Regions from separate parts of the Homo sapiens genome. Here all the other regions are linked to region 1. The links are chromatin contacts, found by Hi-C in ENCODE. All regions are on one chromosome and are shown on one strand. Each heading gives the region's core, a stretch centred on a gene start or an enhancer-like site at or near the end of the contact. The rest is flanking DNA. Distances are from core to core; before and after follow the strand shown.

What was found. Hi-C counts contacts between places; a loop is a spot of excess contacts on that map. Pooled maps may share reads with other maps.
Region 2: a map of CD8-positive, alpha-beta T cell shows a loop between it and region 1 (9-fold over the local background). The contact joins the enhancer-like site here to the promoter of PPP2R3B in region 1. A Hi-C loop is called at or near these places in 1 of 168 maps with a recorded cell type or tissue (CD8-positive, alpha-beta T cell), 2 of 37 single-sample maps with no recorded cell type and 7 of 50 pooled maps.
Region 3: a pooled map shows a loop between it and region 1 (15-fold over the local background). The contact joins the enhancer-like site here to the promoter of PPP2R3B in region 1. A Hi-C loop is called at or near these places in 10 of 37 single-sample maps with no recorded cell type and 5 of 50 pooled maps.

Annotation. Positions count from the first base shown.
Region 1 is chrX:385,178-388,914 of GRCh38, reverse strand. It overlaps PPP2R3B (protein phosphatase 2 regulatory subunit B''beta), which reads left to right and starts at 2,008. Exons shown (of 13, transcript NM_013239.5): 1 at 2,008-2,547. The coding sequence starts at 2,224.
Region 2 is chrX:1,237,871-1,241,607 of GRCh38, reverse strand. No RefSeq gene overlaps it. Among named protein-coding and RNA genes, the nearest start is that of CRLF2, 27 kb to the right of the region's middle. Within about 2 kb of position 1,772, at least 4 of the 41 ENCODE cell types and tissues checked have a DNase peak (open chromatin) inside an H3K27ac peak, as active enhancers do.
Region 3 is chrX:1,024,280-1,028,016 of GRCh38, reverse strand. No RefSeq gene overlaps it. Among named protein-coding and RNA genes, the nearest start is that of CRLF2, 190 kb to the left of the region's middle. Within about 2 kb of position 1,561, at least 4 of the 41 ENCODE cell types and tissues checked have a DNase peak (open chromatin) inside an H3K27ac peak, as active enhancers do.

The DNA.
Region 1 (3,737 bases), core at 759-3,258:
CAAGTACACTCGGATTTTTATATCCAATCACGAAACACAAACTGAAATTCAAATCATTATGTACACAACACAAAACTATCGTTTATGAGTGATTTAAATCGGGTGCGGTGGCTCACGCCTGTAATCCCAACGCTTTGGGAGGCAGAGACAGAGGCAAAGGCAGGAAGATTGCTTGAGGCCAGGAGTGTGAGACCAGCAACACCTCGTCTCTATAAACAATAAAATTAAAAATGAGCCAGGCATGGTGGCGCATGCCTGTTGTCCCAGCTGCTTGGAAGGCTGAGGTGGGAGGATCGCTTGAGCCAGGAGATCAAGGCTGCACTCAGCTAAGATCGCAGCCTGGGTGACGGAGCAAAACCCTGTCTCATACGAACAAAAAGAGTTATTTAGGCCGGGCGTGGTAGCTCACGCCTGTAATCCCAGCACTTTGGGAGGCCGAGGCGGGTGGATCACTTGAGGTCAGGAGTTCGAGACCATCCTGGCTAATACGGTGAAACCCTGTCTCTACCAAAAATACAAAAATTAGCCAGGCGTGGTGGCGGGCGCCTGTAATCCCAGCTACTCGGGAGGCTGAGGCAGGAGGATCCCTTGAACCCGGGAGGCGGAGGTTACAGTGAGCTGAGATCTTGCCATCGCACTCCAGCCTGGGCGACAGAGCGAGACTCCAACTCAAAAAAAAAATAAAACTAAAAAAAGAGTTATTTTTTTTTTTTTTGAGACAAAGTCTGGCTCTGTCGCCCAGGCTGGAGTGCAATGGTGTGATCTCAGCTCACTGCAACCTCCACCTCCTGGGTTCAAGCAATTCTCCCGCCACAGCCTCCCGAGTAGCTGGGACTACAGGCACACGCTACTATGCCCGGCTAATTTTTCTATTTTTAGTAGAGATGGTGGGGGCGGTTTCACTATGCTGGCCAGGCTGGTCTCGAACTCCTGACTTCGTGATCTGCCCGCTTCAGCCTCCCAAAGTGCCGGGATTACAGACTTGAGCCACCGCGCCCGGCCAAGGGTTACTTATTGAGTCTGGCTCGATTTATGCAGCTCAGAAGTAGGAGAACCTGGCTCATAAAAGACCTTGAAATTACTCTCTAACAGGGTGCAACACCAGGTGAAACCCTATTTTGATAAAAAATGAATAAAAAGCGGGGCAAGATGTAAAGGAAACAGGTGCATGTGTGCCAGACAGATGATAATGCAGTGTTTTTATGGATACTGTTAAAAGCAGAAACAAAAACGACCATTGGGTAAAGTTATTTAACTAATGTCACCTCCCTGGACGTGGATGATTTTTGCAATTTTCAACGCACTTCACGCTCATCCCTGAACACCAACGTTTAAAGGGGTCCAACTCCTCCAACCTGTCTCTACTGTTTGATAAGCAAAGCTAAAGTAAACGGGGCCCTTTGGGTCCCAGGTAGCCCGCTGTTATTGAAAAGTTTGATCTTTTCCTCGCGCGCTCCCGTAGGACGCACGCTCGCTCCCGAGCTCGGCGGGCGCGCACCCCGCATGCTCGCTCGTTCCCGGTGCCTCCCACTGCGCAGGCGCACTCCCGTCCTCCAGCCCCACCCGCTCACACACCTCCCAGCCTCTGGCTTGCGCCCCGCGGGCAGCCATTGCGCACGCTCACCCGACCGGCCTCCCGAACTCCGCTCCTCCACCGCTATGCACGGCGCATGCTCCATGCGGAGGTTCCACCCTCTCCTCGCTCTGGCAGGCACGCATTGCGCATGCTCGCATTTCCGCAGCTCTAGGACTGCCACGCCGCCATGGGCCGCGCCTCTAAAAATCCTAAACGCAGAAAGAGCTCGGGCGGTACGGCCGCCACAGCCCCTCCCTCGTCCTCACCGCAGCCGCTCGGCCCCACCAAAGCCTCCTGCAAAAGCTCCGAGGGCCGCGGGGCGCGCGTGGCTAGCGGCGGCGTCGCCTCGTGATGACATCGTCGCGATGACGCGACGCAGTGACGTGAACGCGGGCGCCCTTGTTTGGGAGCGCGGCCGGCGCGCCCGTTTTGAAGCTGCCCTGAGCAGCGCGGGCCGGACCGCGCCCCCTCCTCGGTCCCCGCGCCCCGCGAGTCCGCGCAGTTCCCGAGGCGCGGGCCCTGTTCCCTGCGCCGCGCCCCCTCAGCGGGCCGTGCTCGCATCACCGAGGTCGGTCCGGGGCGGACCGAAGCCCCCGGGGCGGGGCGGGGCGCGGGCGTCCGGGGGCGCCGCGGGCCCAGCCCCCGCCATGCCGCCCGGCAAAGTGCTGCAGCCGGTCCTGAAGATGAAGGTGGACGAGCTGTTCCTGTACTGGCTCAGCGAGGCCAGCACGCAGCGGATGCTGCAGGACTGCCTGCGCCGGATCAAGGCGCCCGGGCGGGACCAGCCGACCCCGGGGGACGGGGAGCAGCCCGGGGCCTGGCCCACAGCCCCGCTCGCCGCCCCCCGGCCCAGCGGGCTCGAACCCCCGGGAACCCCCGGGCCGGGCCCTGCGCTGCCCCTGGGCGCCGCCTCCAGCCCCAGGAACGCGCCCCACGTTCGAGGCACCCGTAGATCCGCAGGGACGAGAGTAGTAAGTTACTCTTCCTTCTGCTAACAACTGCGCAGGTGGCTCTGGTCGCATAGTGGGCGTGTGGCTGCGCGATGGAGGCTGGTGGGCGAGCGTCAGACCCCAAAACGGTTTCATATTGAGTCTGTTCCCCGCCCCGACCCCCCCCACCACACACATACAGACAAGAAAGTCCCACGTACTGAACATTCCGTCATTGACAGTTGTTAACCTAAAAATCACACAATTTATAAAGGTAGAAAGGCTTCCTATTTTATTTTATTTTATTATTTTAATTTGTTTTAATTTTGAGACAGAGTTTTGCTCTGTTGCCCAGGCTGGAGTACGATGGCGCGATCTTGGCTCACTGCAACCTCTGCCTCCCAGGTTCAAGCGATTCTCCTGCCTCAGGCTCCCGAGGAGCTGGGACTTACAGGCACGTGCCACCACGCCTGGCTGATGTTGTATTTTTAGTAGAGACTGGGTTTCCCCCATGTGGGCCAGGCTGGTCTCGAACTCCTGACCTCAAGTGATCCTCCCGCCTTGGCCTCCCAAAGTGCTGGGATTTCAGACGTGAGTCACTGCGCCTGGTCCGTTTTTTATTTATTTTACAATTCTTTGGAGACAGGGTCTTGCTCTGTCTCCTAGGCTGGAGTGCAGTGGCGCAAACACAGTTGGACTTCCTGCCTCAGCCTCCCCAGTAGCTGGGATTACAGGCGTGCACCATCACGCCAGGCTAATTTTTGTTTATTTATTTATTTATTTATTTTTGCAGAGACGAGGTCTTGCTATGTTACCTAGAGTGCTCTGGAATTCCTGGGTCCAAGCAATCCTCCCGCTTCGGCCTCCCAAAATCCCACTGTATTTCTTAGAAGAAACGCCATTTATTTCATAGAAGGTGATTATACACCGCAGGTGAGAAGCGCAGCCTCTGGCTAATGTACCTGTAATCTCAGCTACCCGGGAGGCTGAGGCAGGAGAATCACTGGAACCCAGGAGGCAGAGGCTGCACTCCAGCCTGGGCACCAGAGCAAGACTCCATCTCAAAAAAAAAAAAAAAAAAAAAAAAAAGAAAACTAAAAACAAGCACTTGGAGGGAAGAAAAGATGAGACGGGAATTTATGCTGAGTGGGTTGGCCAAGTGTATATATTCAAGAAGTTATAGGAAGAGCTATGGATATTCACCAAGGGTGTCCTGACGCATGGGTATTGAA
Region 2 (3,737 bases), core at 523-3,022, 850 kb before region 1:
GATGACAGGTGCCCGCCACCACGCCTGGCTAATTTTTGTATTTTTAGTAGAGACGGGGTTTCACCGTGTTAGCCAGGCTGGTCTCAAACTCCTGACCTCAAGTGATCCGCCTGTCTTGGCCTCCCAAACTGTCGGGATTACGGGCATGAGACACCGCGCCCGGCCCACAGTTCCAGGAAAAAATGCAGGAGAGAAAATGTGATGAGGTTACTGCATTTCTGATCGTCACCCCATGGATGGTCTTCACCCCAAATCTCCATCCCTCAGAGAGAGACCCCCACTCACCCCAAATCTCCATCCCTCAGAGAGAGACCAACACTCACCCCAAATCTCCATCCCTCAGAGAGACCCCCATTCACCCCAAATCTCTATCCCTCAGGGACCCCCCCACTTACCCCAAATCTCCATCCCTCAGAGAGAGACCCCACTCACCCCAAATCTCTATCCCTCACAGAGACCCCCGCTCACCCCAAATCTCCATCCCTCAGAGAGAGACCCCACTCACCCCAAATCTCTATCCCTCACAGAGACCCCCGCTCACCCCAAATCTCCATCCCTCAGAGAGACCCCCATTCACCCCAAATCTCTATCCCTCAGGGACCCCCCCACTTACCCCAAATCTCCATCCCTCAGAGAGATCCACACTCACCCCAAATCTCCATCCCTCAGAGAGAGACCCCACTCACCCCAAATCTCTATCGCTCACAGAGACCCCTGCTCACCCCAAATCTCCATCCCTCAGAGAGAGACCCCCCACTCACCCCAAATCACCCCTCCTGCAGAGGCCTTCACTCACCCCAAATCTCCACCATGCTCCAGAGACCCCACTCAGCCGGCGAACTCCGCGAGGCTGGGGCCGTGATCCTCTGGGATGGGGCCGTGGCCGACTGTTCAGTGGTCCTAGGCAATTCAGGGATCTTTATGGATGTCTTGTCTTGTCTTTTCTTTTTCTTTTCTTTTTTTTTTGAGATGGAGTCTCGCTTTGTCACCAGGCTGGAGTGCAGTGGTGTAATCTTGGCTCACTGTAACCTCCACCTTCCAGGTTCAAGCGATTCTTCTGCCTCAGCCTCCCGAGTAGCTGGGATTACAGGCACATGCCAGCACGCCCGGCTGATTTTTGTATTTTTAGTAGAGATGGGGTTTCACTGTGTTGGTCAGGCTGGTCTCGAACTCCTGACCTCAGGTGATCCACCCGCCTCGGCCTCCCAACGTGCTGGGATGACAGGCGTGAGCCACTTCTCCCGGCCTAATTTTTGTATTTTTAATAGAGACAGGTTTTTGCCATGTTGTCCAGCTGGTCTCAAACTCCTGACCTCAGGCTGAGGTGATCCACCCGCCTCAGCCTCCTAGAGTGCTGGGATTACAGGTGTGAGCCACTGTGCCCGGCCTAATTTTTGTATTTTTAATAGACACAGGTTTTTGCCATGTTGGTCAGGCTGGTCTCAAACTCCTGACCTTAGGTGATCCACCCGCCTCGGCCTCCCAAAGTGCTGGGATCACAGGTGTGACTCACCGCGCCTGGCCAGAGTTTGGCTCTTTTTTTTCTTGACAACACCCAGCACCAGAGGACGGGTCTGGAGGCTTCCCTGTCGTATCCGTGCGTCAGCGCCGTGGGTGGGTGGGAATATTCCTAGAAGATACTGCTATCATCATGGGAGGCCAGACCGCAGTGAGCCAGGCCTGGCCGTGACGTTGGAACCCACGGGCAGATCCCTCAAAGACCACATGCAAATCAACTGCAGGTCAACTTCCCTGTCTCAGCTCCCCAGAACCCCACCTCTGCCCCGGGGCCGCCCGGCATACGGGGAACTTAGGCAGAGGGGAAGTGGGAGTGGAGAGAAACCGCAGCTAAATGGAGCCGAAATGTCTCATTTTGGCAAATTTTCCAAAGCCCGGGATCCTCTGAAGTTACGCCCTTCCCAGACCGCAAGACGAGCCGGCCTCCTGGTTAATTCACCTGTCTCTTACTTTTGTGTTTTTTTAATTTTTTTTAATTAATTTATGTTTATTTTTATTTTTTGAGACAGAGTCTCACTCTGTCGCCCAGGCTGGAGTGCAGTGGTGCGATCTCAGCTCACTGCAACCTCCGCCTCCCGGGTTTAGCCATTCTCTTGCCTCAGCCTCCCGAGTAGCTGGGACTACAGGTGCCCGCCACCACGCCCGGCTAATTTTTTGTATTTTTAGTAGAGACGGGGTTTCACTATGTTGGCCAGGCTGGTCTCGAACTCCTGACTTCGTGATCCACCCTCCTCGGCCTCCCAAAGTGCTGGGATGACAGGCGTGAGCCACTGCGCCCGACCGAATATTTTTTTTTTATGTTTGAGGATGAGTGGGTTTTTCATTGCAATGACAGGTCTCAGTACATTTATTTTATTTATTTATTTATTCATTTATTTTAATTTTGTTTTGAGACAGAGCTCTCTGTTGCCCAGGCTGCAGTACAACGGTGTGATCTCGGCTCACTGCAACCTCTGCCTCCGGGGTTCAAGCGATTGTCCTGTCTCAGCCTCCCGAGTAGCTGGGATTACAGGCGTGCACCACCACGCCCAGTTCATTTTGTATTTTTAGTAGAGACGGGGTTTCACCAGGTTGATCCGGCTGGTCTCCAACTCCCGACCTCAGGGGATCAGCCCACCTTGGCCTCCCTAAGTGCTGGGATTACAGGCATGAGCCACCGTGCCCGGCCTTTATTTTATTTATTATTTTATTTTTTGGAGACAGAGTCTCGCTCTGTCGCCCAGGCTGGAGTGCAATGACGTGATCTCGGCTCACTGCAACTTCCACCTCCCTGGTTCAAGCGATTCTCCTGCCTCAGCCTCCCGAGTAGCTGGGATGACAGGCGCCCACCACTACGCCCAGCTAATTTTTGTATTTTTAGTAGAGACGGGGTTTCTCCAGGTTGGTCAGGCTGGTCTCTAACTCCCAACCTCAGGTGATCCACCCGCCTCGGCCTCACTAAATGCTGGGATGACAGGCATGAGCCACCGCACCCGGCCTGTTTTATTTTATTTTTTGAGATGGAGTTTCAGTCTTGTCATCCAGGCTGGAGTGCAGTGGTGTGATCTCGGCTCACTGCAACCTCCATCTCCTGGGTTCAAGTGATTCTCCTGTCTCAGCCTCCCAAGCAGCTGGGATTACAGGCACCTGCCACCACGCCTGGTTAATTTTTTTTATTGTTTTCTTTTGAGGCAGAGTCTAACTCTGTTACCCAGGCTGGAGTGCAGTGGTATGATCTTGGCTCACTGCAACCTCTGCCTCCGGGTTCAAGAGATTCTCCTGTCTCAGCCTCCTGGATAGCTGGGATTACAGGCACCCGCCACCACACCCGGCTAATTTTTGTATTTTTAGTAGAGATGGGGTTTCACCATGTTGACCAGGCTGGTCTTGAACTCCTGACCTCAGGTGATCCGCCCACCTTGGCCTCCCAAATTGCTGGGATTACAGGCGTGAGCCCCCATGCCCGGCCGCAGGTCTCAGTTAATTTAGAAAGTTTATTTTGCCAAGGTTGAGGACGTGAAGATTCGTCCCTGTGACGCAGCCTCAGAAGGTCCTGATGACAGATGCCGAGGGTGGTCCGGGCGCAGCTTGGTTTCATACATTTTAGGGAGATGTGAAACATCCATCAGTGTGGGTAAGATGAACATTGCTTCAGTGTAGAAAGGCGGGGGATAAGGCCGGGAGTGGTGGCTCACGTGTGTAATCCCACCACCCACCACCAAGCCTGGCTAATTTTTGTA
Region 3 (3,737 bases), core at 312-2,811, 640 kb before region 1:
AAAGAAAGGAAGGAAGGGAGAAAGAAAGAAAAGACAGAGAAAGAAAGGAAGAAGAAAGAGAAAGAAAAAAGAAAGAGAGAAAGAAAGAGAAAGAGGAAGAAAGAAAGAAAACAGAGAGAAAGGAGAGAGACAAAGAAAGTAAGAGAAAGAGAAAGAAAGGAGAAGGAAAGACAAAGAAAGGAGAGAGAAAAAAAAGAAAGAGCAAGAAAGAAAAAAGAAAGAAGAGACAAAGAAAGAAAGAAAACAGAGAAAGTAAGAGAAAGAGAAAGAAGAAAAAGAAATGAGACAAAGAAAGGAGACAGAGAGAAATAGAAAAGAAAGAGAAAGAAGAAAGAAAAAGAAAAGAGAAAGAAAGAGAAAGAAAAGAGAAAGAAGAAATAAGAGAGGGAGAAAGAAAAAAGAAGAAAGAAGAGAGGGAGAAAGAAAGAGAAAGAAAAGGAAGCAAGAAAAAGACAGGAGAGAAAGAAAGAAAGAAAGAAAGAAAAGGCAAATTCCGCAAAACAACAGTAGGCCATAACAGCCTTCCCGTGGGACTTAGGCACAGTGAGAGGGCGTGGGGCGTCCCGGACAGGGTATGGGTTTGTGGGGAAAACGTTTTCTATGACACAAGCCACAAGATGTGCGACACACACAACAGAATAGTCTTCAGCCTGGAAAAGCAAGATGAACCCGGGGGACGTGATGTTGAGGGAAATAAGCCAGGCTCAGACGGACAAATACCGCGTGATCTCACCTCTACGTGGAATGTAAAAAAGTCTAACCCGAGGCAGGTGGATCATGAGGTCAGGCGTTCGAGACCAGCCTGGCCAACATGGCGAAACCCTGTCTCTACTAAAAATAGAAAAATTAGCCGGATGTGGTGGCAGGTGCCTGTCATCCCAGCTACTCGGGAGGCTGAGGCAGGAGAATCGCTTGAACCCGGGAGGCGGAGGTTGCAGTGAGCTGAGATTGTGCCACTGCTCCCCAGCCTGGTGACGGAGTAAGACTCTGTCTAAAAAGAAAGGAAAAAAAGAAAAGAAAAGAAAAGAGAGGAGAGGACAGGGGAGGAGAGGGGAGGAGAGGGGAGGGGAGAGGAGAGGGAGGAGGAGGAGGAGGGGGAGGTGGAGGAGGACGAAGAAGAAGAAGAAAAAAAAGGGGGAAACCGTTGGTAAAATGATACAAAGTTTCAGTTTGACAGAAAGGATGCATTCTAGTGACAGAAGAAAACATTGTAGCCCAGCATGGTGGCAACAGTTAATAGATAATGTATAATTCAAAACTGATAAAAGAACAGATTTTACATGTTTTCACTAAAAAAAGATTAAGCACTTGAAGTGACAGATACGTGAATTAACCTGATGTAATTATTCCACAATGATACATCTATCAAAACGTCATGTTGTGCGCCTTAAAAATATGCAAGTATTGTTTGCCAATTTTATGTAAAGTAAAAAGTTTTTTAAAACACACATAAAACATCTTTGTTCCTGAGCCGGAGTTGTCTGAAACGGTGACTTCTTTTTCTGTATGCCTTTCACCACAGGAAGGAAACCACGAAACCAGTTCCCATTTTAGAATTCAGTAGTGAAGTACAAAGGAAAAAAGTTGAAAAGGGGGATTTTTTGTGTGTGTGTTTGAGATGGAGTCCCACTCTTGTTGCCCGGGCTGGAGGGCAGTGGTGCGATCTTGGCTCACTGCAACCGCCGCCTCCTGGGTTCAAGTGATTCTCCTGTCTCAGCCTCCTGAGTAGCTGGGATGACAGGCGTGCACCACTGTGCCCAGGTAATTTTTGTATTTTTAGTAGAGACGGGGTTTCGCCATGTTGTCCAGGCTGGTCTCAAACTCCTGATCTCAGGTGATCCACCCGCCTCGGCCTCCCAAAGTCCTGGTATTACAGGTGTGAGCCACCGCACCCAGCCAGGGGATGCATTTTTTAAATTTTTTTAAAAATGTAATTTTAATTTAATTTTAGTATTATTATTTTTTGAGATGGAGTCTCGCTGTTTCGCCCAGGCCGGAGTGCAGTGGCGCGATCTCGGCTCACTGCAAGCTCAGCCTCCCTGGTTCACGTCATTCTCCTGCCTCAGCCTCCCGAGTAGCTGGGACTACAGGCGCCCGCCACCACGCCCGGCTAATTTTTTGGATTTTTTTAATAGTGACGGGTTTTCACCATGTTAGCCAGGACGGTCTTCATCTCCTGACCTCGTGATCCCCCTCCCTCAGCCTCCCAAAGTGCTGGGATTACACGCGTGAGCCAATTTTTATTATTTTTGGAGACAGAGTATCACTCTGTCGCCCAGGCTGGAAGGCAATGGCACGATCTCGGCTCACTGCAATGTGTCTCCCGGGGTCAACAGATTCTCCTGCAGTCAGCCTGCTGAGTAGCTGGGATTACACGTGTGAGCCACCGTGCCCAGCCTTGCGAAATGCATTTTCTATACAGCTGCATGACAGCAAACATGATACAGAGAGAAGATCCTTTAGCAGATGTTTGGCAAGAAAAGAGAGGAATTCCACCTAATTCAAAGAAATCAGCCAAGCCTGGCACACACAGCACGTCTCCAGGACACACAGCACGTCTCCAGGACACACAGCTTCCCAATCTTTGTTTTTCTCTACACCCTTCAACTTTCACCCTTGCAAACTCTTTTTTTTAAATTTTATTATTATTATACTTTAAGTTTCAGGGTACATGTGCACAACATGCAGGCTTGTTACATATGTATACATGTGCCATGCTGGTTTGCTGCACCCATGAACTCGTCATTTAACATTAGGTATATCTCCTAATGCTCTCCCTCCCCCCTCCCCCCACCCCACAACAGTCCCCGGTGTGTGATGTTCCCCTTCCTGTGTCCATGTGTTCTCATTGTTCAACTCCCACCTGTGAGTGAGAACATGCATTATTTGTTTTTTTCTCCTTGTAATAGTTTGCTGAGAATGATGGTTTCCAGTTTCATCCATGTCCCTACAAAGGACATGAACTCATCATTTTTTATGGCTGCATAGTATTCCACGGTATATGTGTGCCACATTTTCTCAATCCAGTCTATCATTGTTGGACATTTGGGTTGGTTCCAAGTCTTTGCTATTGTGAATAGTGCCACAATAAACATACGTGCGCATGTGTGTTTATAGCAGCATGATTTATAGTCATTTTGGTATATACCCAGTAATGGGATGGCTGGGTCAAATGGTATTTCTAGTTCTAGATCCCTGAGGAATCGCCACACTGACTTCCACAATGGTTGAGCTAGTTTACAGTCCCACCAACACTGTAAAAGTGTTCCTATTTCTCCACATCCTCTCCAGCACCTGTTGTTTCCTGACTTTTTAATGATCGCCATTCTAACTGGTGTGAGATGGTGTCTCATTGTGATTTTGATTTGCATTTCTTTGATGGCCCGTGAAGATGAGCATTTTTTCATGTGTTTTTTGGCTGCATAAACTCTTAAACGTGTGAGTCGCTTCTCTTTGTACAGAAAACCTTCCTCTTCACCAGCCTTTTCCAAACAGCTCTCTTCATTTACTGGCAACATCCAATTCCGTATTTGTCGTGGGTAATCCGTGCATTTCACCGGGGACCATCTTTCCCCCCTAGAACGCTGGTTGTCTTTCTAAAACAGCCTTTCCTTCTGGCATCAGAACCGGTTTTTAAAACATTAATTTCCAATGTTTGCCTTGGGAGAATGTCTTTTGATCACCACGGCAAATTTCTGCCTGGCAGGCCGAAGTTATCACAGGTGCGGGATATTATT